Regions from separate parts of the Homo sapiens genome. Here all the other regions are linked to region 1. A link is an interaction called in ENCODE POLR2A ChIA-PET data of the cell type or tissue named here. Cell type or tissue: Panc1. All regions are shown on one strand. Links, peaks and the distances in the headings refer to the core of each region. The heading gives the core; the rest is flanking DNA. Region 1 has its middle 22 kb from the start of RPL11. Region 2 overlaps LOC124903876 (a long non-coding RNA gene). Region 3 holds the start of LOC105376861 (a long non-coding RNA gene).

Region 1 (10,447 bases), core at 1,489-9,488:
CCCTTCTCGGTTTCAGAACCCCACTAACCTGAGCAGGTTTACCTGCCATCTTCTCTCCCAACACCAGATAGGACTCTCTGTAGCACTGACCATGATGGCTATTATATGACTACTATTTGTATTACCTTTTGTTGGTTAAATATAAAATGAATTTATTTTCATAATTTTAAATTTCATGTTCTTCAAGACAAAGTCTCAAATGTATTATTTTTGTGTTGTGGTAAAATAAATACATATATCTAACATTTAGCTATGCCATTCAGTCAGTGGCATTCTGTAGATCCACACTGCAACCATCACCAGTATCCATCTTATCCATCTCCAGGACTTTTTCCATCCCATGCTCAAACTATGCACCCAATAAACAATAACTCCCTATTTTTCCCTCCCCCAGCCCCTGGCAACCATAGTTCTATTTTTATCTCTGTGACTGTGACTACTCTAGGTACCTCACACAAGTGGAATCATAGAATATTTGTCCTGTTCTGATTGGCCTATTTCACTTAGTATAGTGTTTTCGAGGTTCACCCAAATGGTAGCACGTATCAGGATTTCATTCCTTTTTTTTTAAGGCTGAGTAATATTTCATTGTATGGACAGACCACGTTTTGTTCATCTATTCATTTGCTGATGGATATTTGGGTTGTTTCCACTTTTGGCTATTACGAATAGGGGTGCTATGAACATCAGTGTACACATATTGGTTCCTGGGCTTTCCATTCTTTTGGGAATATGCCCAGAAGTGGAATTGCTGGATCAAATGGTAACTCTATACTTAATATGTATTACTTTTTGTCCACTTTTTATTGGTTTATGCTCCCTCCCCACTTCCTCCACTGTAGTCTAGCACCATGAGGGTAGAAGCCACGTCTGTCTTCCTCTGTGTTTCATTGTGTGGTACCCTCACTAGACTGTGAGCTCCCTGCAGGCACAGATTGTGACTAAACCATCTCTATATCCCTGGTGGGGGCACTAAATAGTTGGTGAACCCATAAGTAAGTGAACTAGAGCAAAGCGCCTAAAATAAAGGCGATACATCGATGGGTCCAGCATGGGCTTGGCCCTTCAATCAACATTTGTTAAATTAATGAAACAATGGCAATTTAGCTGACTTGGGTGAAGGCTGGAAGCCTGAAGCAGATGTCACAGAAGAAAAGTGACAACAATTCCTGACGGGGATTTTCACTCCCAGAGGTCCCAAAGAGACTGACTGGCCATAGATCTGCCTGGTTTTCTCCCTTTCTTTTTCTTTCTATGACTGGCCATAGATCTGCCTGGTTTTCTCCCTTTCTTTTTCTTTCTTTCTTTTTTTTTTTTTTTTCCGAGATGGAGTCTCACTCTGTCGCCCAGGCTGGAGTGCCATGGCGTGATCTCGGCTCACTGCAACCTCTGCCTCCCGGATTCAAGAGATTCACCTGCCTCAGCCTCCTGACTGAGTAGCTGGGATTACAGGTGCACACCACCATACCCGGCTAATTTTTGTATTTTCAGTAGAGATAAGGTTTCACCATGTTGGTCAGGCTGGTCTCGAACTCCCTCGTGATCTGCCTGCCTCGGCCTCCCAAAGTGCTGGTATTACAGGCGCGAGCCACCGTGCCCAGAGATGAGCTCTCGCCATGCTGCCTGGCTGGAACGCAGTGGCTATTCACAGGTTCAATCACAGCATGCTATGGTCTTCAACTCATGGGCTCAGCCTCCCACGTAGCTGAGACTACAGATGCAAGCCATGTTTTTGTTTCCTTAAGTTTTCTGACATTCATGCCTTTACATGGGGTTTCATACTCCCTATGTTCTTATCTGAAGCTATTTGGTAGAATCATATAAAACTGAGCCAGGCACTGTGGCACATGCCTGCAATCCCAGCTACTTGGGAGAATGAGTGGGAGGATTGCTTGAGCCCAGGAGTGTGAGAACAGCCTGGGCAATATAGCAAGACCCCGTCTCAAAAACCAAACCAAACAAAATTGAGCCCACGGATCTATGCTTCGTATCTCCTCTTGGGGCAACAGAGCACAGTGTGAGGGGTCACTGTGAATCAGAAGGATCAGGGTTAGCATTCAAGTTCCACCACTTCCTGGTGGTGACTCTGAGGCCCTCTTTTCCTTGTAAAATAGGAATGTTATATATAATTCATAGGACAACTGTAAAGATGATCTCAAATATGTCAAACACCTAGAACAAAGGAGATACATACTGGCCATGTTAGTTCTCCCTTATCTCCTCCTCCTCCTGTCTTTCTCCATTCCTCTCAATCCCCCTGTGTGTGCTCAGCTGATAGACATGATAATATCTTTTTTTTTACATCAGCATGAGGGAAATTTATAAAACAAGGACCAAAGGAATATATCCTGGAGCACAGAGGAATTCATTATACACACATTCTCTCCATAGAGGTTCAGTCCACAATTAAAGCTGAGAGATTCTGGCCCGGCGCAGTGGCTCGCGCCTGTAATCCTAGCACTTTGGGAGGCCGAGGTGGGCAGATCACCTGGGGTCAGGAGTTCGAGACCAGCCTGGCCAACATGGCAAAACCCCATTTCTACTAAAACTACAAAAATTAGCTGGGCGCAGTAGTGGGTGCCTGTAGTCCCAGCTACTCGGGAGGCTGAGGCAGGAGAATCACTTGAACCTGGGAGGTGGAGGTTGCAGTGAGCCAAGATCGTGCCATTGCACTTCAGCCTGGGCAACAGAGCAAGACTCTGTCTTAAAAACAAAATAATAAAAAAAAAAAAAAACTGAGAAATTCTTTACAATTCCCAGATAAGAAATGTTAGACACATTGACAAACACTGACCACATGACCACATGGATGATGGCAGCAACTCACAGGTCTACACTGTGGTGGGGTTTGCCTGGCACTGTCACATACATGATCTCTCTTGAACCGGGCAGGAAACAGATGGAAAGCATAAAGATTTACCTAAGGTTACACGGCCTGCATAAGGCAGTAGGGTATAATGCAAAGCATTCAGGAGATTTGGGTTCAAATTCTGACTCTGTCATTCCCTCATTCTGTGACTTAAAGCGATATAAAGTAAATGAGACTCTGATTATCTGTTTAAAAAAAGATAATTACTTGAGGCATATGATTTTTAGACACTTGTCCTCTACAGTATGATACTGTACCTTCTTTGAGAGAGAGAAAGGACAAACTGAATGCAGAGGGGGAAAGGCGAGCATCAAGTTCCACCCAAAGGATGCTTGGGGAGAGGTGCTGGGAGGGTGGTGTGTCGAGGGAGGGCATGGAATCTGTGTCCTCTCCCCCATACCTTGCCTTTGCATCTCTTCATCCGGCTGTTCACAAATTTAAGTGTCTCCCTGTGTTCTGTGAGCCATTCTAGGCAAATTAATTGAACTCAAGGAGGGGTAGTGGAACCGTGATTTATAGTCTGTTGGTCAGAAGTATAAGTGATAACCAAGTTGTGACTGGCATTTGAAGTGGGGGCAGTCTTATGGGACTGAGCCCTCTATGGAAAAGAGCAGGACACCAGGCAGAACAGCACCTAGAGACCTTTAAAAGTAAGCCAACGTCATAGTAACCACACAAGGGTTGATCCCTACAGGAGACTTGGTGCTCACCGCATAAGCCCAAGCAAGCCTAAGCCTTAGCATCTTGATGCAACTATGACCAAAGCTTCCACCTGGTTTCTCTGCTTCTGCCATACCCACCCCTGCAATTCATTCTCCACACTGCCACTACAGTCACCTTTTCAAAATTGAAAATGAGGGCTGGGCACCGTGGTCCATGCCTGTAGTCCCAGCCACTGGAGAGGCCCAGGCAGGAGGATCGCTTGAGGTCAGGGGTTCAAAACCAGGCTAAGCAATATAGCAAGATCCCATATTTAAAACTTAAATAAAAGAAAATGCAGCCATATGCCCTCCACAGCTGAAAACTCTCTAACAGCTCCTGATCTCACTTCATAAACAAACAAACAACCAAATAAATAATGCTTAGAAGACCAGTGGCATCAGCATCACCTGGGAACTTGTTAGAAATGCAAATTCTTTTTTTTTTTGAGACAGAGTTTTGCTCTTGTTGCCCAGGCTGGAGTGCAATGGCGCAATCTCGGCTCACTGCAACCTCCTCCTCCCGGGTTCAAGCAATTCTCCTGCCTCAGCCTCCCAAGTAGCTGGGATTACAGACATGCACCACCACACCCAGCTTATTTTGTATTTTTAGTAGAGACAGGGTTTCACCATGTTGGTCAGGCTGGTCTCGAACTCCTGACCTCAGGTGATCCACCTGCCTTGGCCTCCCAAAGTGCTGGGATTACAGGTGTGAGCCACCACGCCAGGCCTAGAAATGCAAATTTTCATCCCCATTTAAGATCTACTGAATCGGAATCCCTAGGGGGCCCAGGAGTCTATGTTCTTTTTTTTTTGAGATGGAGTCTCACTCTGTCGCCCAGGCTGGAGTGCAGTAGTGCAATCTCGGCTCACTGCAAGGTCTGCTTCCCGGGTTCAAGCGATTCTCCTGCCTCAGACTCCCGAGTAGCTGGGGGGACTAGAGATGCCTGCCACCACACCCAGCTAATTTTTGTATTTTGGGTAGAGACGGGGTTTCACCATGTTGGCCAGGTTGGTTTCAAACTCCTGGCCTCAAGTGATCCACCCACCTCGGCCTCCCAAAGTGCTGAGATTACAAGTGTGAGCCACTGCACCCGGCCTGGACCTTGCTTTAATATGTCAACTTCCCTCTTAAAATATAAACCTCCAAACTGACCATAGTCTTCCAGATATGCTCTGATCAGTGGCAGGTACTTTGAAAGACTGGACCAGGATACTAGATTAACTATCTCAAGCCAAGCTCTTTATTCTGTAATTGCTTTATAGAACCTACATTAGATAACTTCAAATTTGTTGTTACCATCTTCAAAAACATAAGAAAAGTATTGACTTGAAAATTATAGACCAACGCTTGTCAATTCTACTGAAAACATCTGATATTCTAGAGGATAAAAGACTTTTGAGAATTCCCAAGTATATGCCTCCATATAACTGTCTCTAGAATATGAAATAAAATATAACTAGAAAAAGACTCTCGGATACCCACTGATCATATAAATCCAGGACTACAGTGCTTTATAGAGTTAGTTAAATTATCTTTCCAACTTTTGCCTGACCTTTTTCTTCTTTGATAATTTTTTTTTTTTTTTTTTTTGTGAGAGGGAGTCTCGCTCTGTCACCCAGGCTGGAGTGCAGTGGCGCAATCTTGGCTCACTGCAAGCTCTGCCTCCCGGGTTCACACCATTCTCCTGCCTCAGCCTCCTGCGTAGCTGGGACCACAGGCGCCCGCCACCACGCTCAGCTAATTTTTTGTATTTTTAGTAGAGGCGGGGTTTCACCATGTTAGGCAAGATGGTCTCGATCTCTTGACTTTGTGATCTGCCCACCTCAGCCTCCCAAAGTGCTGGGATTACAGGCATGAGCCACCGTGCCCGCCCAGTAATTTTTATACTGGATGTAAATGATGAGAACAAATGGCTTTTCCTCTGCTGCAGAATGAACAGTACTGTCTATACAGAGGCTGCCTCCCATCATGGATCCAAGTCTCTGATGAAGCTGACCTCTATCTCCAGCTGATTTCCATCTCAGAAACCGTTTTCTTTAGATTGCCTCATTTTCTCTCGTCTTCCATCACCTTCACTAGCAGGTGACTTTCATATAGATGTCGGTTACGGTATCTCAGCAAAATTATAAATTAAAATTTGCTATGGACTTTCAGGGTTGCACGTAAACAGCAGTAATTAACACCAGATGTCACTTGACTAGCTTTACTTGCCACCCCCTCTCCAACTGCCTCAATTAGGCCAAATCATCTCTCATCAGGAATATGGCAAAATGTTCCTGCTGCTTCTGCCTTTGCCCTGTACACTGCCCTTGTTCCCTGTACACTGTTGCTAGGATGAGCTTTCTTTTTTTTTTTTTTTTTTTTTTTTGAGATGGAGTCACTCTCTCGCCCCGGCTGGAGTGCAGTGGCGCGGTCTCGGCTCACTGCAAGCTCCGCCTCCCGGGTTCACGCCTTTCTCCTGCATCAGCCTCCCGAGTAGCTGGGACTACAGGAGCCCGCCACCACACCCGGCTAATTTTTTGTATTTTTAGTAGAGATGGGGTTTCACCGTGTTAGCCAGGATGGTCTTGATCTCCTGACCTCATGATCCGCCTGCCTCGGCCTCCCAAAGTGCTGGGATTACAGACATGAGCCATCGCGCCTGGCCTAGGATGAGCTTTCTAAACATGAAGGTAACTGATAATAGTTATGACCATTTGTGTCATAGTTATATGCCAGGTATTTACATTATTTTTGCTCCTCATAACCAAGTCAGATAGGACTATTTATTTCTATTTACCAAAGAAACTGAATTCAGATAAATTAAGAAAGTCATGAAGATCACAAGGTTATTAAGAGCCAGAACTAGGATTCCATCCCAGATCTCGATGGCTCCAGAGCCCATGCCCTTCCCAATGCAGCTGACTGGATTTCAAGATCAGGCTCAGGCTCTTTAGGTTGATGTTCAAGGCCCTTCAAAAATCTAGTCAATTCAGTCCCATTTCCTGTCAGGCCCCCAACACTCTCTCAACTCCAGGCATACCAAATACCTAATATCCTTCTTGCTTCCATAACTTGGTGATCCCTATTGCCTTGCCTGAGATGACTTTTCTCCAAACTCTTTTCTTTGCCTGGTTTGTCATGATAATAGATTTAAATCAAACGGGTTTTTTGTAATCCGCTCCCCCCACCACCTCCCGCCCCACCACTCCTTCACACAGTGCTCACAGAACTACCTAAGCAAACTCCTGCCACACCATATGTCACCCTGTGTTCTAACCTGCTGTATCCTACAGTGTGGGGTGGCACTACTGGCAGCCCAAATGATTTTAGATGGCACATGGATACCATATTAATTAACAATGAATCACAAAGTGAGAAAGTCATTCTCTTTCCAGTTCTCTTTCAATCTCTCTGACGACAATGAGGAAGGGTCAGTATGGTGCTGGTGTATTAAGGTGGTGATTAACAGCATGGCCTCTGGAGCCAGACTGCCTGGGTTCAATCTCTGCTATACCACTTAACAGCTGAATGGGTTCTCTGTGCTGTATCCCCCAGATCCCAACACACAGCCAGGCACACAATAAAAATTTGCCAAATGAATGAGTTCAGCAAACATTCTTAGAACAGAATCAATGGGAGGCACTCCTAAGGCTTGACAGAGGACAGATAGATGCCTTCCGAGTTCATGAACCTGAATCCAAGAGAGATGTTTATAGTCTAACACAGTTCCTTCACGAACCTGAATCCAAGAGGGATGTATATAATCTAACACAGTTCCTTCACGAACCTGAATCCAAGAGGATGTATATAGTCTAACACAGTTCCTTCACGAACCTGAATCCAAGAGGGATGTATACAGTCTAACACAGTTCCTTCACGAACCTGAATCCAAGAGGGATGTATACAGTCTAACACAGTTCCTTCACGAACCTGAATCCAAGAGGGATGTATACAGTCTAACACAGTTCCTTCACGAACCTGAATCCAAGAGAGATGTATACAGTCTAACACAGTTCCTTCACGAACCTGAATCCAGGAGGGATGTATATAGTCTAACACAGTTCCTTCACGAACCTGAATCCAGGAGGGATGTATATAGTCTAACACAGTTCCTTCACGAACCTGAATCCAAGAGAGATGTATATAGTCTAACACAGTTCCTTCACGAACCTGAATCCAAGAGAGATGTATATACTCTAACACAGTTCCTTCACGAACCTGAATCCAAGAGGGATGTATATAATCTAACACAGTTCCTTCACGAACCTGAATCCAAGAGGGATGAACCTGAATCCAAGAGGGATGTATATAGTCTAACACAGTTCCTTTATGAACCTGAATCCAAGAGAGAGGTATATAGTCTAACACAGTTCCTTCATGAGCCTGAATCCAAGAGGGATGTATATAATCTAACACAGTTCCTTCATGAACCTGAATCCAAGAGGGATATTTATAGTCTAACACAGTGGTTCTCAAAGCTTGGTTCCGGGATCAGCCTCAGCATCACCTGGGAACTTGCTAGAAATGCAGATTCTCAGACACCCCAGATTTACTGAATCAGAGATTCTGAGGGTGGGGGCCCAACAATCCAGCTTTTACAAGCCGTACAGGAGATTCTAATGTACTCTCAAATTTGAGCATCACTGATCTTGTAGGACAAAGATGCAGAGCAGCTGGAAGGCAGGCAAGGCAGAACCCAGAAAGCACAGACAGAGAGGAAAGAGCTGCTTGCAGGACATCTCTGTATCAGAACAGACCTGCAGATTGAGACACTACTAGGAAGAGCCATGAGAGTTCAACCTTGTCAAGATGGTGAAATGATTTGTCTCTTATGGATCTGTCAGATGCTAGGCAGGAAACCAGGCCATCTGGGTTAGGCTTGGCTCTGCTACTAACCAGCTGTGTGATCCTGCGCATGGCTCTTTACCTCTCAAACCTATTTCTTTACCCATAGAGGCTGCATTGAGGGTCCTGCCCTCAGGTAGAGTTCCCCACACATGGCGCAGGACTCTCCCAGTGACTCATCCCTACCTTTATTTCTACTTCACTGAGAAAATGAAAGCAATGCGAAGAGAACTGAAGAGAACTGAACCCAGGACTGAATCTTAGGGTACTTCAGCATTAAGAGGCCTGAGAGGCGGCCGGGCACATCCACAGAACTCCATCCCGTATCTACCACCAGCCAACATGTGCACTCACACAGGCAGGCTCCCAACTTATCACCAACACCCCAGCCACGCTTCTATCCAAGTCTAAACCCCCTCTGTGTGCTACAAGCCAACCCTTCTCACCCACTCAAGGATATTGCTACTGCAGGTCTCCCTTCTCCCACATCAATTTTTCTCTCTACTGGATTTTCTCAGTCATAGAAAGTTTTTTTCCCACTTTTGTTCCCCTTGACAGCAGAACTCCTTGGAAGCATTGTCTACCAGTTGTCCCCAGTCACTCTCCTCACCTTCTCTCTGAAGCCCACTATACTCAGGCTTTCTGGCCCATCACCCTGGCAGCACTGCTCCAGAGAGGCCACGAGAGGCCTTCATGCTGTGAAGTCCAATGCCTAATTCAAAGTCCTCGTTTTACCGGACTCTTTGGGAGCACTCACCTCAGTTCATCATCCCTCCTCCTTCACACACCCTGACTTTACTTCCAGGTTACCAGGCACTTGGTTTATCTCCTACTTTACCGGTCCCTCTTTCTCCTTTGCCAATTCCTCTTGTTTCCTCACAACTCTTTTTATTACTATTATTATTCTTATTTTTTGAGTTGAGACAGGGTCTTGTTCTTTTTTTTCTTTTTTTTTTTTTGAGACGGAGTCTCGCTCTGTCGCCCAGGCTGGAGTGCAGTGGTGCGATCTCGGCTCACTGCAAGCTCTGCCTCCCGGGTTCACGCCATTCTCCTGCGTCAGCCTCCCGAGTAGCTGGGACTACAGATGCCCGCTACCACGCCCGGCTAATTTTTTGTATTTTTAGTAGAGACAGGGTTTCACCGTGTTAGCCAGGATGGTCTTGATCTCCTGACCTTGTGATCTGCCCGCCTCAGCCTCCCAAAGTGCTGGGATTACAGGCGTGAGCCACTGCGCCCGGCCAAGACAGGGTCTTGTTCTTTTGCTGAGGCTGGAGTCCAGTGGTGTGATTTCAGCTCAGTGCAGTGTTGTACTGCTGGACTCAAGCAATCCTCCTGTCTTGGCCTCCCAAGTGGCTAGGACTACAGGTATGCACCACCATGCCTGGCTAGTTTTTTTAAAACAATTTTAATAGAGACTCACTATGAGGCTTTGCTATGTTGCCCAGGCTGGTCTCGAATGCCTGGCCTCAAGCAATCCTCGCACTTTGGCCTCCCAAAGTGCTGGGATTACAGGTGTGAGACACTGTGCCCGGCCGCCTCTCAGGCCTCTTAATGCTTAAGTACCCTAAGGTTCAGTCCTGGGTCCTTTTCCCTTTCTGTCATACTCACTCCCCTATGACTTCATCCAGTCTCAAGACTGTAAATACGGACCTCCCTATGCTGAAGACCTCCAAACAGATATCTGCAGACCAGCCTCCAGAATGCCTACTCAACATCTTCCTTTAGATGATAGATTTTAAGTTACGCATGTTCAAAATGGAATTCCTAACTGTCAAATCTGTTCCATGCTACCTTCTCCATCGAAATTAACAGCAACTCCATACTTCTTTTGCTAGGGGCCAGAAACTTGAGTCATTCTCAACTTCACTTTCTCTCTTATCTTTCATCCAGTTGTCCATGGAAATCTTGCTGGTTTACCTTCAAGATGTATCTATCATCTGCCCATGTCTCACCACCTCCAATGCTGCCACGACGTCTGGACCAGCATGAATGCCTGGCCTCAACCTCCCGGGCTCAAGCCATCTTCCTGCCTCAGCCTCCCAAGCAGAT
Region 2 (10,447 bases), core at 1,358-9,357, 150 kb after region 1:
AGTTTTGAAATTTGGCTCTTTTGCTTCTAGCTCTTCGGTCTTAGGCGGGTGGCTTCACCTTTCTGATGCTTCCGCAACTGTGAAATGGGATGATAATAGTATCTGTCACAAAAGTTGTTTGGAAGCCTGGGCAGCATAGAGAGACCCTGTCTCTACAAATAAGTACAAAAAAATTGGGCCGGGCGCAGTGGTCTATAATCCTATAATCACAGCACTTTGGGAGGACCAGGCAGGCAGATCACGAGGTCAGGAAATCGAGACCATCCTAGCTAACATGGTGAAACCCCGTCTCTACTAAAAATACAAAAAAATTAGCTGGGTATGGTGGTGGGCGCCTGTAATCCCAGCTATTCAGGAGGCTGAGGCAGGAGAATGGTGTGAACCCAGGAGGCGGAGCTTGCAGTGAGCCGAGATTGCACCACTGCACTCCAGCCTGGGCGACAGAGTGAGACTTCATCTCAAAAAAAAAAAAAAAAATTTGCCAGCTGTGGTGGCATGTACCTGTGGTTCCAGCTACTCGGGAGGCTGAGGCAGGAGGATTGCCTAAGCATGAAGGTTGAGGCTGCAGTGAGCCATGATCAGGCCACTGCACTCCAGCCTGGGCAACAGAGCAAGACCCTGTCTCCAAAAAAAAAAAAAAAAAAGTTGTTGGGAGAATTTTTAAAAAGAGATTTATTGGTGTTTAATTTACATACTAGAAAATTCACCAATATTTATGTATATAATTCAATGATTTTTAGCACATTTACAGAGTCGTGCAACCATCACATCAATTCCAGAATACTTTCATCACCCCCACATAAAACCCTGTATCCATTAGCAGTCACTCCCCTTCTGTCCCCCAGTCCCAGGCAACCATTAATCTACTTTCTGTCTCTATAAATTTTTAGAAATTTATAGAAATTTCTTTTAGAAATTTCACATAAATGGAACTGCACAGTATGTGGTCCTTTGTGTCTTGCTCCTTTCATGTAAGCATATTTTTTGAGGTCCATCTATTTATTGTGTAGATTAGTAGTTCATTCCTTTTTTATAGCTGAATAATATTCCATTGTATGAATACACCACATTTTGTTGATCCATTCATCAGCTGATGGCCATTTGAGTCATTTCCACTTTTTTGCTATCATGAACAATGCTGCTGTGAACATCCCTGTATGAGTTTCTGGGTAGACTTGTTTTCATTTCTCTTGGGTAGAGATCTAGGAGAAGAACTGCTAGGTCATGTGATAAATTGCTGTTTAACTTTTTTTTTTTTTTTGAGACGGAGTTTTGCTCTTGTTGCTCAGGCTGGAGTGCAACGGAGCGATCTCAGCTCACTGCAACCTCTGCCTCCTGGGTTCAAGTGATTCTCCTGCCTCAGCCTCCCGAGCAGCTGGGATTACAGTGGGATTACAGGCATGTGCCACCATACCCGGCTAATTTTGTATTTTTAGTAGAGACGAGGTTTTTCCATGTTGGTTAGCTGGTCTCGAACTCCTGACCTCAGGTGATCCGCCCGCCTCGGCCTCCCAAAGTGCTGGGATTACAGGCGTGAGCCACCACACCCGGCTGATATTTAACTTTTAAAAATGGCCAAGCTGTTTTCCGAAGTTTTACCTTCCCATCAGCAGCATATGAGGGTTCGCTGAGATAATTAAACAGGATTATTAACACAAAGTGCTTGGCATAGCGCCTGGTCATAGTAAATCCTCAGTAAATGATAGTTAGCACTAACAGGTTTCAATAGAAACAGGAATAGTTACAGTACCCAGAGAACGGCTGCCTTCTTCCCTGAATAAAGTGGATCTCATAACCACAGTCACTCTGAAAAAACTGACCAAATTCTTTTTTTTTTCCCCCTGGAAGTATGCTTACATTATTTGTGCTCTTTAGCCTGGCATTCAAAGCTCTCCAGATACCCCACCTCCATCTACTTCTGCAATCCTGGCCTGCACCTCTCCACCTCCTCGCTCCTGCCCAATCAAGTGATCTGCACCTGAGCAGCTTTGTTCATACCATTCTCTGCCCCCTTCCCTCCAGTCTTTCTCCTGCCCTGTCTTCACGTACCAAAATCTCATCTGGGCTGGGCATGGTGGCTCATGACTGTAATTCCTTTGGGAGGCTGAGATGATAGGACTGCTTGAGGCCAAGAGTTTGAGACCAGCCTGGGCAACATAGCAAGACCTCATCTCTACACAATTTTTTAAAAAAAATTAGCCAGGTGTGGTGGCACACATCTGGAGTACCAGAGTTTTTCAATTGGTAGCCACTAGCTATGTGTGGCTACAGAGCATTTGAAATGTATCTAGTCCAAACTGAGATGTGCTGAATTAAAGACACGAGATTTTGATGACTAAGTATAAAAAATAATGTAGGAATAATAGTTTTTCTGTGTTCATCACATGTTGAAATAATGTTTTGAATATATTGGATTAGGTAAAGTATATTACTGAAATTAATTTTAAGGCCAGATACAGTGGCTCACACCTGTAATCCCAACACTTTGAGAGGTTGAGGTGGGAGGATAGCTTGAGTCCAGGGTTTTGAGACCAGCCTGGGCAACATAGTGAGACCCTGTCTCTACAAATAATTTTAAAATGAGCCGGGCTTGGTGGCACGCATCTGTGGTTCCAGTTACTCAGGAGGCTGAGGTGGGAGGATCACTTGAACCCAGGACATCGAGGCTGCAGTTTGAACATGATCACACCACTGCACTCTAGCCTGGGCAACAGAGCAAGACCCTATCTCAAAAAAAAATTAATTTCACTGTCCTTGCTTTTTTAACTATAGCTGCTGGAAAATTTAAAATTACATTTGTGGCTTGCATTATTGTTCTATTGGACAGCATTCGTATAAAGCATCAACATCCTAACTCTCATTGAGCACCTATTTCTTAAATTTTTGTATCTGTTATCTGATATAATACAATTATGTGGGGGTGGATATCATGAATATTTCTTTTTTCCAGATAAGAAAACTGAGGGAGGGTGTGTGTGACCTCCCCAAGGTCACAGCTGGACACTGGCAGAGTCAGGATTCAAACCCAAGCTGTCTGACTGCAAAGCCTGTGCTCTTCTTCCATGGGATTTTGCTGCACAGACTACTAAAACACCAAGAGCTTTTGGGGTCTGTCTGGGGTGTCTTTAGCTGGAATTGGGGTATCTCTGTTCGAGAGTCTGTCTAGGGTATCTTTGGCTGGGGTGTCTTTGTTCTTTGAATTAGACCAGTTCTGCATGGTAATGAAGCATGCTAATCAGAAAGCCTGACTGAATGCTTGTCTTTCATAAACACAAAATATGAAAGCAGATTCATTAATATAAGCAATGCATTTGGAACAAATCAGACCTTACAATCTGAGGGTGGAAAAAAAGGCTGAAGGCCACTGGTCCAAACATCTCATTTTACAGGTGGGGAAACTGACGCCCAGAGAGGAAGAAGGGATTCGCCCAGGTTGTCAGGGAGTGGCAGAGCCCAGGGGAAAGCTGGGATTCCAAGATCCAGGGCTGAGTTCCCCACTGTACCACGCTGTCTTCACATGGAAGGTCTCCTTCCTCAGCCACCTGGAAGCCCTTTGTCTTGAACCAGCCCCCTTCCTCCCACTAGCCTGTCCCAAGGACTAGAGAGGAGGGGGCCAGGAGACCCAACTCATTTCCCATAAGGGTCCCAAGGCCACCATCCGGTCCTGGGCCAGGAATTCCTTTCAGAGACTGAATTATACCGGGCCAAAAATAATTCCAAACCCTTGGAGGCTTCCACGAGTCCCCCCATCCCTGCTCCATCCTGGTCTAGCTGGCCAGGCCTCCCCACAGCTCCTCCCTGGGTGTTCCTGGGCTCCCCAGACTTCCCTGCCCAGCGCCCACCTGCACTCACACGTGTGTGGCGGGAGAGGGACATTTAAACAAACTGCCCACACCCTGGCCTGCTTTTCCCAGCCCTTCCAGATGGGCAGGAGAAAGGGCGACAGCGACGGTGCTAAATCCACCATCCCTGGGACCCAACCCAGGAAAGCCACCAAGAAATAGCAAGAGACACGGAAACAAAGAGACACAGAGTGTGTCCCAGACAAAGAGAAAAAAAAAAGAATGTATAGATCAAGATAAAGACCCGGGGAGGGAGACGAGGGGAACAGACTTGAGCAAAAGACATAGAGAAAGAGGTGGAGGACGAGAATAGGGGACTCGCGAAAAGGAGAATTGGAAGGGAAAGTGAGAAGAAAGTAAGGAAATTAGAATGTGAGGAAATTGACTAGGGGAGGAAAAGCAGGGGGCGCGGGAGACGCTCAGCTGGCGGGAGGCGGCGTGCAGGGCGCTGGCGGCGTGGGGCGTGGGGACGCCGGGGCCGCAGGGACGCTGGGGCCGCGGGGGTCCGGGAGGTCCCGGGAGTCCCAGCGGGGGAGGTGCGGACCCTCCTCCCGGCGCCTGGCCCCGCCGCGGCGGTCCGAACAGCCACATTCCTTCGGGTTTCCCACACACTCGCTATCAAAGAGTCCCCAAAGTCCCAGCTTTTCCCGCGCCCCTCCCCCGCCAGTGGCCGGAGAAGCTATTTTTCACCCCCTCCTGGTCTTTAATCTGTTGTGGGGAAAGAAAGCGGCTTTTGTTGGACGAGGGGCTGCGCGGGGGGCGGAGAGGGGGCGCCGGCGATTGTGTGTCCCGCAGCTGCGCGTCCGGGACCGCCGGGGGTTGGGGCCGCCGGGCGCGGGGCGCGGGCGGGGAGGGCCGGGTAGGGCCAGGGTGGGGCCGCCGGGGCGCGGGCAGGGAGGGCCGCGGAAGGTCGGGCAGGGCCAGAGAGGGGGCAGTCAGGGCGCGGGGTGCAGGAGGGGAGGGTCGCGGTGGGTGAGGGAGTGGAGGAAAAGGCCACCTGGGCGCTCGAGCCTATTGTCCTCTTGGCCCTGTTCCGCACCTGGCTAGGAGATTGGGGGAAGATGGACATACACTGAAGCACGCACATAGAAAGCCGCACACCCAGGGAAGATCCTATACTAGACCCGGGGACACATCACACACAGCAGGCTGAAACACCCAGGGAGGAAGACACATAGGCGCACCCCGCGCACAGCCCCCAAGGACAGCCCCACACTCAGACAAGGGTGGACAGCATATTCTCAGGTAGGAATACACTCAGAAACTGAGGTCGGGCGCGGTGGCTCACGCCTGTGATCCCAGCACTTTTGGGAGGCTGAGGCGGGCGGATCACTTGAGGTCAGGAGTTTGAGACCAGCCTGGCCAACATGGCGAAACACCGTCTTTACAAAAAATATAAAAATTAGCTGGGCGTGGTGGCGCACGCCTGTAATCCCAGCTACTCAGGAGGCTGAGGTAGGAGAATCCCTTGAATCCGGAAGTTGGAGTCTGCAGTGAGCCAATATTGCGCCACTAAAGTCCAGCCTGGGCAGCAGAGTGGGACTTCCTCTCAAAAAAAGAAAGAAACTGAGACACACACACACACACACACACACACACACACACACTGCCTGACACCATAAAGTTCTGTGAAACAAAATCCATGTCAAATACATACTTCCTTTTTTTGAGACGGAGTCACTCTGTCACCCAGGCTGGAGTGCAGTGGCATGATCTCGGCTCACTGCAACCTCCACTGCCGAGGTTCAAGCGATTCTCCTGCCTCAGTCTACTGAGTAGCTAGGATTTTAGGCATGAGCCACCACGTCCAGCGAACTTATGTTGTTGTTGTTGTTGTTTTGAGACAGAGTCTCGCTCTGTCGCCCAGGCTGGAGTTCAGTGGCTTGCGATCTCGGCTCACTGCAAGCTCCGCCTCCTGGGTTCACACCATTCTCCTGCCTCAGCCTCCCGAGTAGCTGGGACTACAGGCGCCCAGCACCACACACGGCTAATTTTTTGTATTTTTAGTAGAGACGGGGTTTCACAGCGTTAGCCTGGATGGTCTCGATCTCCTGACCTCATGATCCACCCACCTCAGCCTCCCAAAGTGCTGCGATTAGAGGCGTGAGCCACCGCGCCCAGCCGAACTTACGTATTTTTAGTACAGATGGGGTTTCACCATGTTGGCCAGGCTGGTCTCAAACTCCTGACCTCAGGTGATCCGCCCACCTCGGCCTCCCAAAGTGCTAGGATTACAGGTCTGAGCCACCATGCCCAGCCCCCAGTTTCTTATTAAGACAGTTCCCATTCTCCAGCATTTGATTCCTTTCTCCCGCCAATTGGTGGCCTGGCTCATGCTGCAAACCATAAACTCTGGACTCTGTTCTGCCTCCCAGTTGCTGTGTGACCTTGGGCAAGTCACTTCACCTCTCTGAGCCTCAACTGATATGAGAATTGAGGGCGATAATACATGTAAAATGTCTGGTTCATGACTGGCACTTTGCAAAAGATCCTCCTAAGCCTGCTGATGCTTGGGCCACTTGATTACACTCAGGGATAGCTGTGGCCAGCAGGAGGCTCTCTCTGAGCTGCGCCCCTACCTCTGCTTTCTGGCACCCCCGTATCTCTAGCTCACTGCAGAGCTCTGGCCCGGTTAGGGTCAGGGAAGCCCTTTCCTCTCAGGCAGGGTCAGCTCGGTCCCCAGGCCACATCCCTCCCTTCCCGACCTCTCTACTCTCTCAGCCATTGAACTACTGCTGAGACCTAGGCCAACACATTTGGGCAGGTGAATATTGCTTTTCAAGGCCTTTTTTGGACTTCATCTTTTCTTACCTTGGACCCCATCATTCTAAGGCCTTTCCTGAACCCTGATTAGTGGGGTCCCAAATCCAACCATCAGCATCTGTCTACAGCAAAGAACATTATGCCTGGGAGTCATAGAATCAGTCATCCAGCACAGCCTGCATTTGAGTCTCAAATCCCCCCTCTAAGTTGTCTCCCAAAAGCAATTAATGGGGTGGAACTTAATTCAGTACAACTTTATTAAGTGCCTACTTGGTGCCAGGCACCGTGAAGGATACTGACTCCAGGGAGACAAATAAGACTTGATTACGAAGCAGGTGAGCTGTGTGCCCCACAAGGTTGCGGGGAATGTTCAATGAAACTGAATGAAATTGCTTTGGAAGTAGTGAAACTCTGCATTATGAGTTCATAATTCTTTTTCTTTTGCTGTTTGTTAAGTCTGAGTTAAATTCCTACATAACCTACTGATGCTCTCCAAAGTCTAGAAGTTTCAAACTTTTCCCTTAACAGAGAAATGAGGCAAAGGCTGTCTCTGTACTCATTAGCCTAGAAGTGCAAGGATGAGGGAACCAGTCCTTTTGTGTCTGGACACTGAGCAGCTTGAAGATCTCTGTCTTTGTGTGTATCAGTGTTTGAGCCATAGGCCTGGATTCAAATTCTGATTGTTTTCTCCTTTTCCCCGTCAGCTGTGTGGATAAATCTCTTTGAACTTCAGTTTTTGTTTTGTTTCGTTTTTTTGGTTTTTGTTTTTTGTTTTTTTGAGACGGAGTCTCGCTCTGTTGCCCAGGCTGGAGTGCAGCGGTGTGATCTCGGCTCACTGCAACCTCCGCCTCCTGGGTTCAAGCGATTCTCCTGCCTCAGCCTCCTGAGTAGCTGGGATTACAGGCACCCGCCACCACACCCGGCTAAATTTTGTATTTTTAGTAGAGATGGGGTTTCATCATGTTGGCCGGGCTGGTTCCAAACTCCTGACCTCAGGTGATCCGCCCACCTCAGCCTCCCAAAGGGCTGGGATTACGGATGTGAGCCACCATGCCCAGCTGAATTTCAGTATTTTTGTGGAGAAAATGATCATGATAATACCTACCCAAAAAAACTCGAGGGCCAATTATTAAAATAAAATTTATGAAACTTTGAACACATGACAGTTCCTCAGAAAATGAATTCCCTTCCTGCTTCCCTGTGGGTGCTCAGCCCTCAATCCCAGATGGTCCGTGGGCATTCTGTAGTTACTGCCTGCCTGCTGAAGTAAGGGGTTAATTAACTTCAGGGCGTTGTGGCTGACTGAAGCTAGGCTGACTCTGGGTTAGAAGAGGGAGCTCAACTCTAAAGCTGACTCCTAAAAACAGGAATAGTTACTGTGTACTTGCTTTAAGAATAATCTGGCCGGGCACAGTGGCTCACACCTGAAATCCCAGCACTTTGGGACGCCTAGGTGGGTGGATCACTTGAGGTCAGGAATTTGAGACCAGCCTGGAATTAGCCCGGGCGTGGTGGCTCGTGCCTGTAATCCCAGCTACTCCAGAGGCTGAGGCAGGAGAATAGCTTAGAACCCAGGAGGCAGAGATTGCAGTGAGCCGAGATCATGCCATTGCACTCCAGCCTGGGTGACAGAGTGAAACTCTGTCTCCAAAAAAAAAAAAAAGAATAAACATCTCCTAAAACGTAAGTATGGATAGGAAGGTCTTTGAGGGAGGATTTGAGGGAGGAAAAGCTTTAGATTTCCAACAAATTCCAATGCTTTCTGAGTCTCTCTGCACAGAAAACAATGTTTTCCCCTAGTACCCCAACACTTCGGTGTCTGTCTCCCTACCTAATGGATTTACCTTTGCTTTTCCCTATCTGGTAGAATAAAACCCTCTCAAGTCCAAGCTACCTTCCCAGGAGGTCCTTTGTGAGGGCAGAAGGAGAAGCATAGGTGCAGGAGGATACAGGCTTTGGGAGACAGGCAGACCTGGGTGCAAATCTTGGACCTGCCACTTATCTAGCTATGTGACCTTGGGCAAGCACATTCACCTTTCTGAGCCACTGTCTCTCTGTCTATAAAAGGGATCAGCGGGAAAATGTGTAAGAAGGCAAACAGGACTTGGCAAACAGAACTCAATGAATGATGATGGTGGCGGTGGCGCTGAGTGCTTCTGAGTTAGAGAGTAGCCCATCCTGGAGGCCTTTGAAATCCCCACCCCTGTAAGGACTCATGCCTTAGATCCTGATGCTCCTCACATTCCTGACAACAGCCTCAGCAGGGACCACTCAACTCACTTGGTACCACCTATCCCACTCAACAGGGGCTACATCACATTACAGCACATAAAAATAACTGTTTCCCACACCATTTTCCATCCCTTGTCCCCTTTGACTCTCCCAGCTGTGAGGTAGATGGATGGTATTTTCCTCCCAATTTAATAGAAGAGACAGCTGAGACAGAGTGAAGGTAGGAGAAGTCAGGGCAAGGATTGAGCCTGGTCTTGATTCTGAATCCCCTGTGCTTTCCTTGTATCACCTGAATCTCAAGCAATACTTTGGGCTCCAGACTCTCTGAGGGGAGGAGAAGGAGAAGGGATGTTCTATGTGTGTGACTGCAAAGTCCTCACCACACCTTCTAGGCACTTATGAGCAAGGAGATACATATTATGAAATGTGGCATTTGGGAATGTTCTAAGACCACCCTAATGCTATTAAGAGTGCCGGGCGCGGTGGCTCACACCTGTAATCCCAGCACTTTGGGAGACCAAGTCGGGCGGATCATGAGGTCAGGAGTTCGAGACCAGCCTGACCAATATGGTGAAACCCTGTCTCTACTAAAAATACAAAAATTAGCCGGGTGTGGTGGCGTGCGCCTGTAGTCCCAGCTACTCAGGAGACTGAGACAGAAGAATCGTTTGAACCCAGGAGGTGGAGGTTGCGGTGAGCCGAGATCACAACACTGCACTCCACCCTGGGCGACGGAGTGAGACTCCATCCCAAAAAAAAAAAAGAGAGAGAGGGCAGAGTGGACAGAGAGTCAAATGAGAGGAGGTCTGGGTTCTGGCCATAGGCCAGCTACTGACATCCCAAGTAAACGTGAGCAAGTTTCTGAGGTCCCCATGATCCCCATGTCTGGGACATAAATGGGAAAAAGATGATAGATAGATAATAAATAGAGGCTCAGCTTAGACAAAAAGGCATCTGCAATCCTTGTCATCATTACTTTGACTTTGAAATCAACAATTTAGAGAGCCCACTACCACGAAATTAAAAAATTCTAAAATTTTTTAAAAAACAAAACAGTATAACTTAAAGAGTTCTGCCAACTTCTCAAAAAAAAAAAAATCAGAGAGCACAACATTGAATTTTTTTTTCTTTTTTTTATTTTGGCAGAGGAAGATTGAGTTCCTGGAAATGCTTACAAAATGATTCCTGACACTGGGAGGAGATAGTTAGAAAAAAGAAGAAGAAAAATTATACACATATATAGATAAAGGAAGAAGGTGGAAAGAAAGGGAATAGACAAAAGAAAATAAAGAACTAAAAGAGAAAGAAAAAAAAAGACTTTAAAGGGCCCCAATTGAAGCAACATTATCAAGTTCTCAGCATCTGCAATTCACAAGCCGCTCGCGGTTGGGGCGATGCAGACCCCGCCCCTTTCTCGGGTGTCCGGCGCTCATTGGTGGGGGAGGCAGTCGCCGGCCGGTGACTGCCCGAGGAAAGGTTGCCTGGGACACGCATCCCTGTGTGAACGCATGACGTCCCACCCTGGCGCCAGGCTGTCTGGGGCTGAGTCTTAGATCAACACAGCTGTGGGACCGGGACCCACAGCTGGGCAAAGGAGCGGATTCCTCAAC
Region 3 (10,447 bases), core at 1,641-9,640, 130 kb before region 1:
TAACCAGGCGTGGTGGTGCACACCTGTAGTCTCAGCTATTTGGAAGGCTTAGGTGGGAGGATTGCTTGAGCCTGGGAGGTCGAGGCTGCAGTGAGCTGAGATGGATCACACCACTAGACTCCAGCCTGGGTGACAGATCAAAACCCCGTCTCTAAATAATAAAATTTAAAAAGCAAAGGAAGTAAAGGGATGTAAGGAGCAGCAAGGATTAAACCAAACTGTCATTGTTCTCAGGTGATGAAACTGTCCACATAGAAAACCTCAAATAATATACAAATGAATTATTAGAATTAATAAGTTGTTGGATCAGAGACAAAAATCAATTACATTTCTACAGTCCAGAAACTAGAATACAATGAAAATATTCCATTTATCATAACCAAAGATATAAGTAACTAAAATGAAATTAGCAAGAGTTGTGCAAGAAGCACCAAACCATTGCAGCTCCAATGGCCCCAAGTTTCCAGCTTCCATTTCCCAAAGGAAGGGGATGCAAGGGTGACAAGATGGTGCCAGGCAGCCTCTCTCAGACCTTTTGGAGTTTTCTTGACCCAGCCTTGCTGACTTTGTAGAATGTGTTGAGCAAATCCTGTTGGGTGAATCCATGAAAAATTCCAACTCCTGGTGGCAAAATCGCAAAATTCCAGCCCTAGAAATGTTCTCAGATTTTTTTTTTAAGACAGAGTCATGCAGTGGCATGATCTTGACTTACTGCAACCTCCACCTCCCAGGTTCAAGGGATTCACCTGCCACAGCCTCCCGAGTAGCTGGGATTACAGGCACGTGTATTTTTAGTAGAGACGGGGTTTCACCACGTTGCCAGGCTGATCTCGAACTCCTGACCTCAAGTGATCTGCCCGCCTCAGCCTCCCAAAGTGCTAGGATTACAGGTGTGAGCCACTGCGCCTGGCCAAAATGTTCTCAGCTCTTAAATCTTCTAGAAGACACCAAATGTCTGGAGTGGTTTACGGCATGAATCCAGGATCATTTTTATCAAGAGGAGTAGAAGAACCAAGTCCTCAAAAATTTAATTCCAAAGTATGGCCCCAACACTATGTCTTCAATACGTCCAATGTTTCAAGTGTACCCGTGCTCTTGGGCATTATTCAATGATGGCAGCTAAGAAAACTGACAGCCCAACTCCTTTCAAAATCAAGCCCCCAATGTGTCCCCAACAATAATTCAATATTGTATCCAATGTCATTTTTTTTTTTTGAGATGGAGTTTCACTCTTGTTGCCCAGGCTGGATTGCAATGGTTTGATCTTGGCTCACTGCAGCCTCTGCCTCCTGGGTTCAAGTGATTTTCCTGCCTCAGCCTCCCGAGTGGCTGGGATTACAGGCACCCACCACCACACCCGGCTAATTTTTTTGTGTTTTTAGACAAGACAGGGTTTCGCCATGTTGACCAGGCTGGTCTTGAACTCCTATTCTCAAGTGATCCGCCCACCTCAGCTTCCCAAAGTGCTGGGATTACAAGCGTGAGCCACCACGCCTGGCTGTATCCAATGTCTTGAGTAAATCAGCTTTGTTGAGTGTTATTCAAGAATGGCTGCTATGAAAACTTGGAGAAACTCCTTTCAAAATTGAGTCCCAAATGTGTCCCTAATCCTTAAATCTTCAATGTTGCATCCAATGTCTGAAGTAAATCCACGCTATTGGATTTGATTGCAGGCTAGTTCCAACAGAGACAGGTAGATCCAACTCCTTGTAAAATCAAATCTCAAACTGTGTTCCCATCTCTGAGACCCAGACTGCATCTAGTATCTGGAGTAAATCTGTGCTGTTGGACATGATTTCAGATTCCAGGATAGTTATGATAGAGATAAGTAATTTCAGCTTCTTACAAATCAAGGTCCAAGGTGTGTTGTTTCCTTTCCCTGAGCAGGTGGAATAGGTCTGTGGAGAGTGACGGGTGCAGATGGTTTGCTGTGAAGATGTGGATGGAACCCCTTACAAAATGGAGGTCCAAGGTGTGTCCTGGTTCTTAAACTTGAACTCCTGGCCTCAAGCCATCCTCCCACCTCCACCTTCCAAAGTGCTGGGATTATAGGCGTGAGCTACCACGCCTGACCTCAATTCTTAAGTTTTCCAGACTGTATCAGATCTTGCTACTAAATCTGTATCCAGTAAATCCATGTTGCAGGATCTTCCACAATGGAGATAATAAATTGAATGCCTTAAAAGATTTGACCTGAACTCAAATGTCTAAAGTCATTCAGTGTTGAAATGACCAGGCAAGGTCAGGATGGATTGCAATGAAGAGTGGGTTGAACGCCTTATAAAGACCCACAGTGTGTCTCAACTCTTCAGCTAGGGACCTTGGGAGGCCACTCACTCTCATTTGCCACAAAATCCTAGCGTGACAAACTATTTTTGCACTGTGCTTATCTTAGGAAACTCCGTCTCAAAAAAAATCTTATTTTGCACTGTGCTTATCTTCCCAGGCACCAGAACAGAAGGGAAAACTTGTACATAGTTGCAAATAACTTCACACTACTCCATCCCCTCTACTGCCACAGAATCTACTTTGAGGCACTAAGGAAAAAAAAAGACATCAGTTTGAAAAGTGCCCCTATCAGAGCAATATGAATTCTGCTAAAATTGAAGCAAGAACAAACATCAACATTTTTTTTTGAGGCAGTGTCTTGCTCTGTCATCCAGGCTTGAGGGCAGTGGCGCAATCACGGCTCACTGCAACCTTTGCCTCCCAGGTTGAAGAGATTCTCCTGCCTCAGCCTCCCAAGTAGCTGGGATGACAGGCACCTGCCACCACGCCCAGCCAACTTTTTGTATTTTTAGTAGAGACGGGGTTTCACCAGGTTGGCCAGGCTGGTCTCGAACTCCTGACCTCAGGTGATCTGCCTGCCTCGGCCACCCAAAGTGCTGGAATTACAGGCGTGAGCCACCACACCCAGACAAACATCAGATTTATGATGAAGCTTCAGTGGAAGAAGGTGAAATCACTGATGCTTTATGAAAAGTTTATGAGAACAATGCCTCAAATAAATCAGCAGTTTACAAATGGATAACTTATTTTAAGAAAGTGTAAGACAATGTTGAAGGTGAGGCCTGCAGCAGCAGATCATCTATATCAATTTTTGAGGAAAAAATTCACTTTGTGTCCCAACTGAAGAGAACTGGCGATTAACAGCCCAAACAACAGCCAACATCATAGACATCTAATTGGTTCGGCTTACACAATTCTGACTGAAAAAGTTCAGCAAACTTTCCACTGAATGGGTGCTAAAAGTATTGCACCCAGATAGGCCAGGTGCGGTGGCCCATGCCTGTAATCCCAGCACTTTGGGAGGCCAAGGTGGATGGATCACAAGGTCAGGGATTCGAGACCAGTCTGGCCATTATGGTGAAACCCTGTCTCTACTAAAAATACAAAAATTAGCCTAGTGGTGCGTGCCTGTAGTCCCAGCTACTCAGGAGGCTGAGGCAGAAGAATTGCTTGAACTCAGGAGGTGGAAGTTGCAGTGAGCCAAGATCGAGCCACTGCACTCTAGCCTGGGCAGCAAGAGCGAAACATCGTCTCAAAAAAAAATAATAATAATAAAATAATTTTTTAAACTCACCACCTCAGCTTTATAAAGCAGAACTTTTATTTATTTATTTATTTATTTATTTATTTATTTATTTTTATTTTTTTTGAGGTGGAGTCTTGCTCTTGTCGCCTAGGCTGGAGTGCGGTGGTACAATCTCGGCTCACTGCAACTCTGCTTCCCAGGTTCAAGAAATTCTGCCTCAGCCTGAGTGGCTGCGCCACCATAAGCGACTAATTTTTGTATTTTTAGTAGAGACGGGGTTTCACCATGTTGGTCAGTCTGGTCTCGAACTCCTGACCTACTGATCTGCCCGCCTTGGCCTCCCAATCACTTGAACCTGGGAGGAGGAGGTTTCAGTGAGCCGAGATTGTGCCACTGCACTCCAGCCTGGGCAACAGAGTGAGACTCTGTCTCAAAAACAAACAAACAGAAAGGCCAGGGAAAGCTTCACCAAAGAGTACTTCCCCACTTCAGGACAACGCTCCTGACTTCTTATTGTTTTGTAATCTTAAAAAAATCTTTAAAGGGGCCGGGCGCAGTGGCTCAAGCCTGTAATCCCAGCACTTTGGGAGGTCGAGGCGGGCGGATCACGAGGTCAGGAGATCGAGACCATCCTGGCGAACACAGTGAAACCCCGTCTCTACTAAAAATACAAAAATTAGCCCGGTGTGGTGGCAGGCACCTGTAATCTCAGCTACTCAGGAGGCTGAGGCACGAGAATTGCTTGAACCCGGGAAGCAGAGGTTGCAGTGAGCCGAGATTGCGCCACTGCACTCAAGCCTGGGCGACAAAGCGAGACTCCAAAAAAAAAAAAAAAAAAAAAAAGCTGGAGGCCGGTAGATCACGAGGTCAGGAGATCGAGACCATCCTGACTAACACGGTGAAACCCCGTCTCTACTAAAAATACAAAAAATTAGCTGGGCGTGATGGCGGGCGCCTGTAGTCCCAGCTACTCGGGAGGCTGAGGCAGGAGAATGGCGTGAACCCGGAAGGCGGAGCTTGCAGTGAACCGAGATTGTGCCACTGCACTCCAGCCTGGACGACAGAGAGAGACTCCGTCTCAAAAAAAAAAAAAAAAAAAAAAAATCTTTAAAAGGCACCCATTTTTCTTCAGTTAATAATGCAAAAAAGACTGCATTGACGTGGTTTAATTCCCAGGACCCTCTGCCCTTTAAAGGTAAACTAAATGCATATCATAGCTTTACAAAAATGTCTTGCCCTTGATAGAGCTTATACTGAGAAATGAGGTTTATATTTTTTATTTTAATATTTTGATTCCATTTTCCAATAAGTTTTTAAAGTCCCCTCATATACCTAGAGGCGAAATTACTGGGTCATATGGTAACTGTATGTTTAACCCCTTTTGTTGTGTGTGATAAAATATATGTAACATAAAACTTGTCACTTTAAACATTTTTAAGTGTACAATTCAGTGGCATTATTTTCACAATGTTGTGCAACTGAAACGGGTAAAGTTCCTTTTCCCCCTCTCAGGGCGTGCGAGGGGGGTGTGGCGTGCGACGGGGGTGTGGCGTGCGAGGGGGGTGTGGCGTGCGACGGGGGTGTGGCGTGCGAGGGGAGTGTGGCGTGCGAGGGCGGTGTGGCTCGCTTCTTCAGTGCCAGGCTGCTCAAACCTCTAGGGGGGCATACAGACAGGCAGAGGCTGTGGGCCTCCAACCCCACGGCAGCATGTAGGGGTGGATGCTTACAGCTCCTGGAGCCCCAGTGGGCGTGTGTTACAGGGTGCTCTTTTAGTTTTGCTGTCTATAGGCGACTTGTGTTAGTTAACCAGCTCGAGTGGGCTCTCAACCTTGTCATAGGACAGAGAGGGCTTTCTATATGCCGGGTTCTTGCCTTGGTGTACCAGAAGAATTGGATCACACCTGGGCTTAGAGAATGGGTGCAAGGTTTTATTGAGTAGAGGTAGCTCTTAGCAGATGTTGGAAGCCAGAAGAGAATGGAGTAGGAAGGTTTTCCCCTGGAGTGGGGCCACTCAGCAGCCCGGGACCCCCTTCCACAGTCCCAGCCAAACTCTGCGTCGTTCTGCTGGTCAGCGGCCTGCTGGCGTGCCAGTGCCTGCTGATGTGCTCCTCTGGACGTCCAGCCGCCTGTGTGTTCCTCCACTGATGTGCTCCTCTCCATGTCCGGCTACCTGTGTGTCTGCCTGCTAAGGTCTTGGGGGTTTTTATAGGCACAGGATGGGGGCGGGGCAGGCCGGGTGGTCTTGGGAAACGCAACATTGGGACAGGAAAACAAAAATGCCTGTCCTCACCTAGGTCTGTGGGGGTGGAGCTGCAGTCAAGGACCACGTTCTCACGTCCTCCTCTACCCAGCACTTCCTTCCCACCTTTCCATGTCATTTATAGGGACCATGCTCTTCTTCCCTTCCCAGCACTTCCTTCCCACCTTTCCATATCATTTATAGGGACCATGCTCTTCCCTTCCCAGCACTTCCTTCCCTCCTTTCCTTATCATTTATAGGGACCACGCTCTTCCCTTCCCAGCACTTCCTTCGCTCCTTTTTATGTCATTTATAGGGACCATGCTCTTCCCTTCCCAGCAATTCCTTCCCTCCTTTCCTTATCATTTATAGGGACCATGCTCTTCCCTTCCCAGCACTTCCTTCCCTCCTTTCCTTATCATTTATAGGGACCACGCTCTTCCCTTCCCAGCACTTCCTTCCCTCCTTTCCTTATCATTTATAGGGACCACGCTCTTCCCTTCCCAGCACTTCCTTCCCTCCTTTATATGTCATTTATAGGGACCATGCTCTTCCCTTCCCAGCACTTCCTTCCCTCCTTTTTATGTCATTTATAGGGACCATGCTCTTCCCTTCCCAGCACTTCCTTCCCTCCTTTCCTTATCATTTATAGGGACCATGCTCTTCCCTTCCCAGCACTTCCTTCCCTCCTTTCCTTATCATTTATAGGGACCATGCTCTTCCCTTCCCAGCACTTCCTTCCCTCCTTTCCTTATCATTTATAGGGACGATGCTCTTCCCTTCCCAGCACTTCCTTCCCTCCTTTCCTTATCATTTATAGGGACCATGCTCTTCCCTTCCCAGCACTTCCTTCCCTCCTTTCCTTATCATTTATAGGGACCATGCTCTTCCCTTCCCAGCACTTCCTTCCCTCCTTTCCATATCATTTATAGGGACGACGCTCTTCCCTTCCCAGCACTTCCTTCCCTCCTTTCCTTATCGTTTATAGGGACCATGCTCTTCCCTTCCCAGCACTTCCTTCCCTCCTTTTTATGTCATTTATAGGGACCATGCTCTTCCCTTCCCAGCACTTCCTTCCCTCCTTTTTATGTCATTTATAGGGACCATGCTCTTCCCTTCCCAGCACTTCCTTCCCTCCTTTCCTTATCATTTATAGGGACCATGCTCTTCCCTTCCCAGCACTTCCTTCCCTCCTTTCCTTATCATTTATAGGGACGATGCTCTTCCCTTCCCAGCACTTCCTTCCCTCCTTTCCTTATCATTTATAGGGACCATGCTCTTGCCTTCCCAGTACCTCCTTTCGGTATCACAACCGTTACTGCTACGTATTTCTAAAATTTTTCATTACCCCAAACAGAAATTATACGACCATTAAGCAATAACTCACCATTCCTCTCCCCACACCACCCCAGCCCCTGGGAACCTCTAATTTACTTTCTGTCTTTATAAATTTGCCATTCTAGGTATTTTATATAAGTGGAATCATACAATATTTGTCATCTTGTGTCTGGCTTATTATAGCATAACATTTAACATATAATATTATAGCATAATATTTCAAGGTTCACCCATGTTGTAGCAGGTATCAAAATTTTACTCTTTTTTTAAGGTTGAATAATACTTCATTGCATGTTTATCCGTTCATCAGTTGATGGACATTTCAATTGTTTATGCCTTTTGGCTTTTGTGAATAATGCTGCAATGAACATTGGTGTATAAGTATGTGTTTGAGTTCCTGACTTTCAGTTCTTTGGGGTATATACCTAGGAGTGGAATTGCTAAGTCATATGGTGAGTCCGTGGTTAGCGTTTTGAGGAACCACCAAACTGTTTTCCACAACAGTTCTACCACTTTACATTCCCACTAGCAATGTATGAAGGTTCCAATTTCTCCACATCTTTGTCAACACTTATTTTCTATTTTTTTAATTACAGCCATCCTAGTGTATGCAAAGATTCTTTTATTTTTAGGCCACTTCTTTTCAGTTATGATTTTCTGGGAAATATCCATTTCAACACAGTTTTCAGATTTATTGTCCATAAATTTGTACACTAAACATTTCAGTGTGGTGGTGGTTTTTTGTTTTTGTTTTTGTTTTTTCTGAGACAGAGTCTTGCTCTGTTGCCCAGGCTGGAGTGCAGTGGCATGATCTCGGCTCACTGTAACCTCCACCTCCCAGGTTCAAGCATTTTCCTGTCTCAGCCTCCAGAGTAGCTGGGATCACAGGCGCCTGCCACCACCCCCGGATAATTTTTGATTTTTTTTTTTTTTTTTTTTTAGTGGAGACGGGGTTTCACCATGTTGGGCCAGGCTGGTCTTGAACTCCTGACCTCGTAATCCACCTGCTTCAGCCTCCCAAAGTGGTGGGATTACAGGTGTGAGCCACCGCGCCCCACCTTCAGTGTTCTTTTAAAGGGCAATAAATGGGCCGGGTGTGGTGGCTCACGCCTGTAATCCCAGCACTTTGGGAGGCCGAAGCGGGCGGATCACGAGGTCAGGAAATCGAGACCATCCTGGCTAACACGGTGAAACCCCGCCTCTACTAAAAATACAAAAAAAAAATTAGCTGGGCGTGGTGGCGGGCGCCTGTAGTCCCAGCTACTCGAGAGGCTGAGGCAGGAGAATGGAGTGAACCCGGGAGGCGGAGCTTGCAGTGAGCTGAGATAGCGCCATTGCACTCCAGCCTGGGCAACAGAGCGATACTCCGCCTCAAAAAATAAATAAAAAATAAAAAAATAAAGGGCAATAAACGGCCGGGCACGGTGGCTCAGGCCCATAATCCCAGCACTTTGGGCGGCCAAAGCAGGTGGATCACCTGAGGTCAGGAGTTGAAGACCAGCCTGGCCAACATGGTGAAACCTCATCTCCATTAAAAATACAAAAATTAGCTTGGTACGGTGGCACGTGCCTGTGATCCCAGCTACTCAGGAGGCTGAGGCAGGAGAATCATTTGAACCTGGAGGCACAAGTTGCAGTGAGCTGAGATCGCTCCACTGCACTGCAGCCTGGGTGACAAAGCAAGCCTCTGTCTCAAAAATAAAAAATAAATTTAAAAAGGCAGTAAACATGTATGCCTTTTTTGTGATCTGTTGTGAAGCTTGTCAATTTTATTAGACTCAAAGAACCAAGTTTCTTTTTTGTTGTTGTTGTTGTTGGATGATCCTCTTTGTTGTAATATTTTCTTATTTTATTCAAATTTCTACCTTTTCAGGCCAGGTGCAGTGGTTCATGCCTGAAACCCAGCACTTCAGGAAGTTGAGGCAGGCAAATCGCTTGAGCCCAGGAGTTCATGGCGAAACCCCCTCCACAAAAAATACAAAAATTAGCTGGGTATGATGGTGTATGCCTGTAGTCCCAGCTACTCGAGAGGTTGAGACAGGAGGATCACTTGAGCCCATGAGGTTGAGGCTTCAGTGAGCTGTGATCAGACCACCACATTTTACTCTGGGCAACAGAGCAAGATGCTGTCTCAAAAAACAAACAAATTTCTGTCTTTTATTTTGTCTTTTATTTTACTTACTTTTTGTCTGTTGTTTTTCTCACACCTTTTTCTTTTCTTTTCTTTTTATTTATTTATTTATTTTTGAGATGGAGTCTTGCTCTGTCACCCAGGCTGGAGTGTAGCAGCATGATCTCGGCTCACTGCAACCTCTGCCTCCCAGGTTCAAACGATTCTCCTGCCTCAGACTCCCGAGTAGCTGTGACTACAGGCGTGTGCCAACATGCCCGGTTAATTTTTGTATTTTTAGTAGAGATAGGGTTTCACCATGTTGGCCAGGCCAGTCTCAAACTCCTGACCTCAGGTGATCTGTCTGCCTCGGCCTCCTAAAATGCTGGGATTACAGGCATGAGCCACTGCATCTGGCCTCACATCTTGAGTTAGAAACTTCATTCACTACTCTTCAACTACCTTTTCCAATACAAGCATTTGTCTTTTAATATATTTCCATTATCATTTAATTCTAAGTATATTGTAATTTCTTTTTTTTTTTTTTTTCCTTTGGAGATGGACTCTTGCTCTGTCACCCAGGCTGGAGTGCAGTGGTGTGATCTCGGCTCACCGCAACCTCCGCCTCCTGGGTTCAATTAATTCTCCTGCCTCAGCCTCTGTAGTAGCTGGGATTATGGACATCAGCCACCATGCCCAACTAATTTTTGTATTTTTAATAGAGACAGGGTTTTGCATGTTGGTCAGGCTGGTCTTGAATTCCTGACCTCAAGTGATCCACCCTTCTCAGCCTCCCAAAGTGCTGGGATTACAGGCAGGAGCCGCCACACCCGGCCTATTATAATTTCTTTCTTTTCTTTTCTTTTTTTTTTTTTTAGACCGAGTCTTGCTCTTCTTGCCCAGGCTGGAGTGCAATGGCACAATCTTGGCTCACTGCAACCTCTGCCTCCCAGGTTGAAGCTATTCTCCTGCCTCAGCCTCCCAAGTAGCTGGGATTACAGGCACCTGCCACCACGCCCAGCCAATTTTTTGTATTTTTAGTAGAGACAGGGTTTCACCATGTTGGCCAGGCTGGTCTCAAACTCCTGACTTCAGGAGATCCACCTGCCTCAGCCTCCCAAAGTGCTGAGATTACAGGTGTGAGCCACTGTGCCTGGCCTATAATTTCTATTTTGATTTTTTCTTTGACCCATGAGTTAGGGTTTTTTTCCCCATACTTTCCAAG

What was found. Peaks named below come from ENCODE experiments on the same cell type or tissue, not always from the same donor. Only the 100,000 strongest peaks of a DNase experiment are listed, where the experiment ranks them.
Region 2: POLR2A ChIA-PET joins it to region 1 with 11 read pairs; 3 of 35 experiments call an interaction of 5 or more read pairs at or near these places.
Region 3: POLR2A ChIA-PET joins it to region 1 with 10 read pairs; 6 of 35 experiments call an interaction of 5 or more read pairs at or near these places.

The regions. Positions count from the first base shown.
Region 1 is chr1:23,708,103-23,718,549 of GRCh38, reverse strand. No RefSeq gene overlaps it. Among named protein-coding and RNA genes, the nearest start is that of RPL11, 22 kb to the right of the region's middle. In Panc1, for the core only: no CTCF peak of the experiment used is centred there; no DNase peak of the experiment used is centred there.
Region 2 is chr1:23,562,377-23,572,823 of GRCh38, reverse strand. It overlaps LOC124903876 (a long non-coding RNA gene), which reads right to left. Exons shown (of 3, transcript XR_007065537.1): 3 at 1-77. Among named protein-coding and RNA genes, the nearest start is that of ID3, 8.1 kb to the right of the region's middle. RefSeq lists an enhancer at 3,231-3,765. In Panc1, for the core only: a CTCF peak has its summit at 6,384 (motif pointing right); no DNase peak of the experiment used is centred there; H3K4me3 peaks cover 1,181 bases; H3K27ac peaks cover 5,070 bases.
Region 3 is chr1:23,833,342-23,843,788 of GRCh38, reverse strand. It overlaps LOC105376861 (a long non-coding RNA gene), which reads left to right and starts at 5,153. Exons shown (of 3, transcript XR_947068.2): 1 at 5,153-5,725. In Panc1, for the core only: no CTCF peak of the experiment used is centred there; no DNase peak of the experiment used is centred there; H3K4me3 peaks cover 1,463 bases.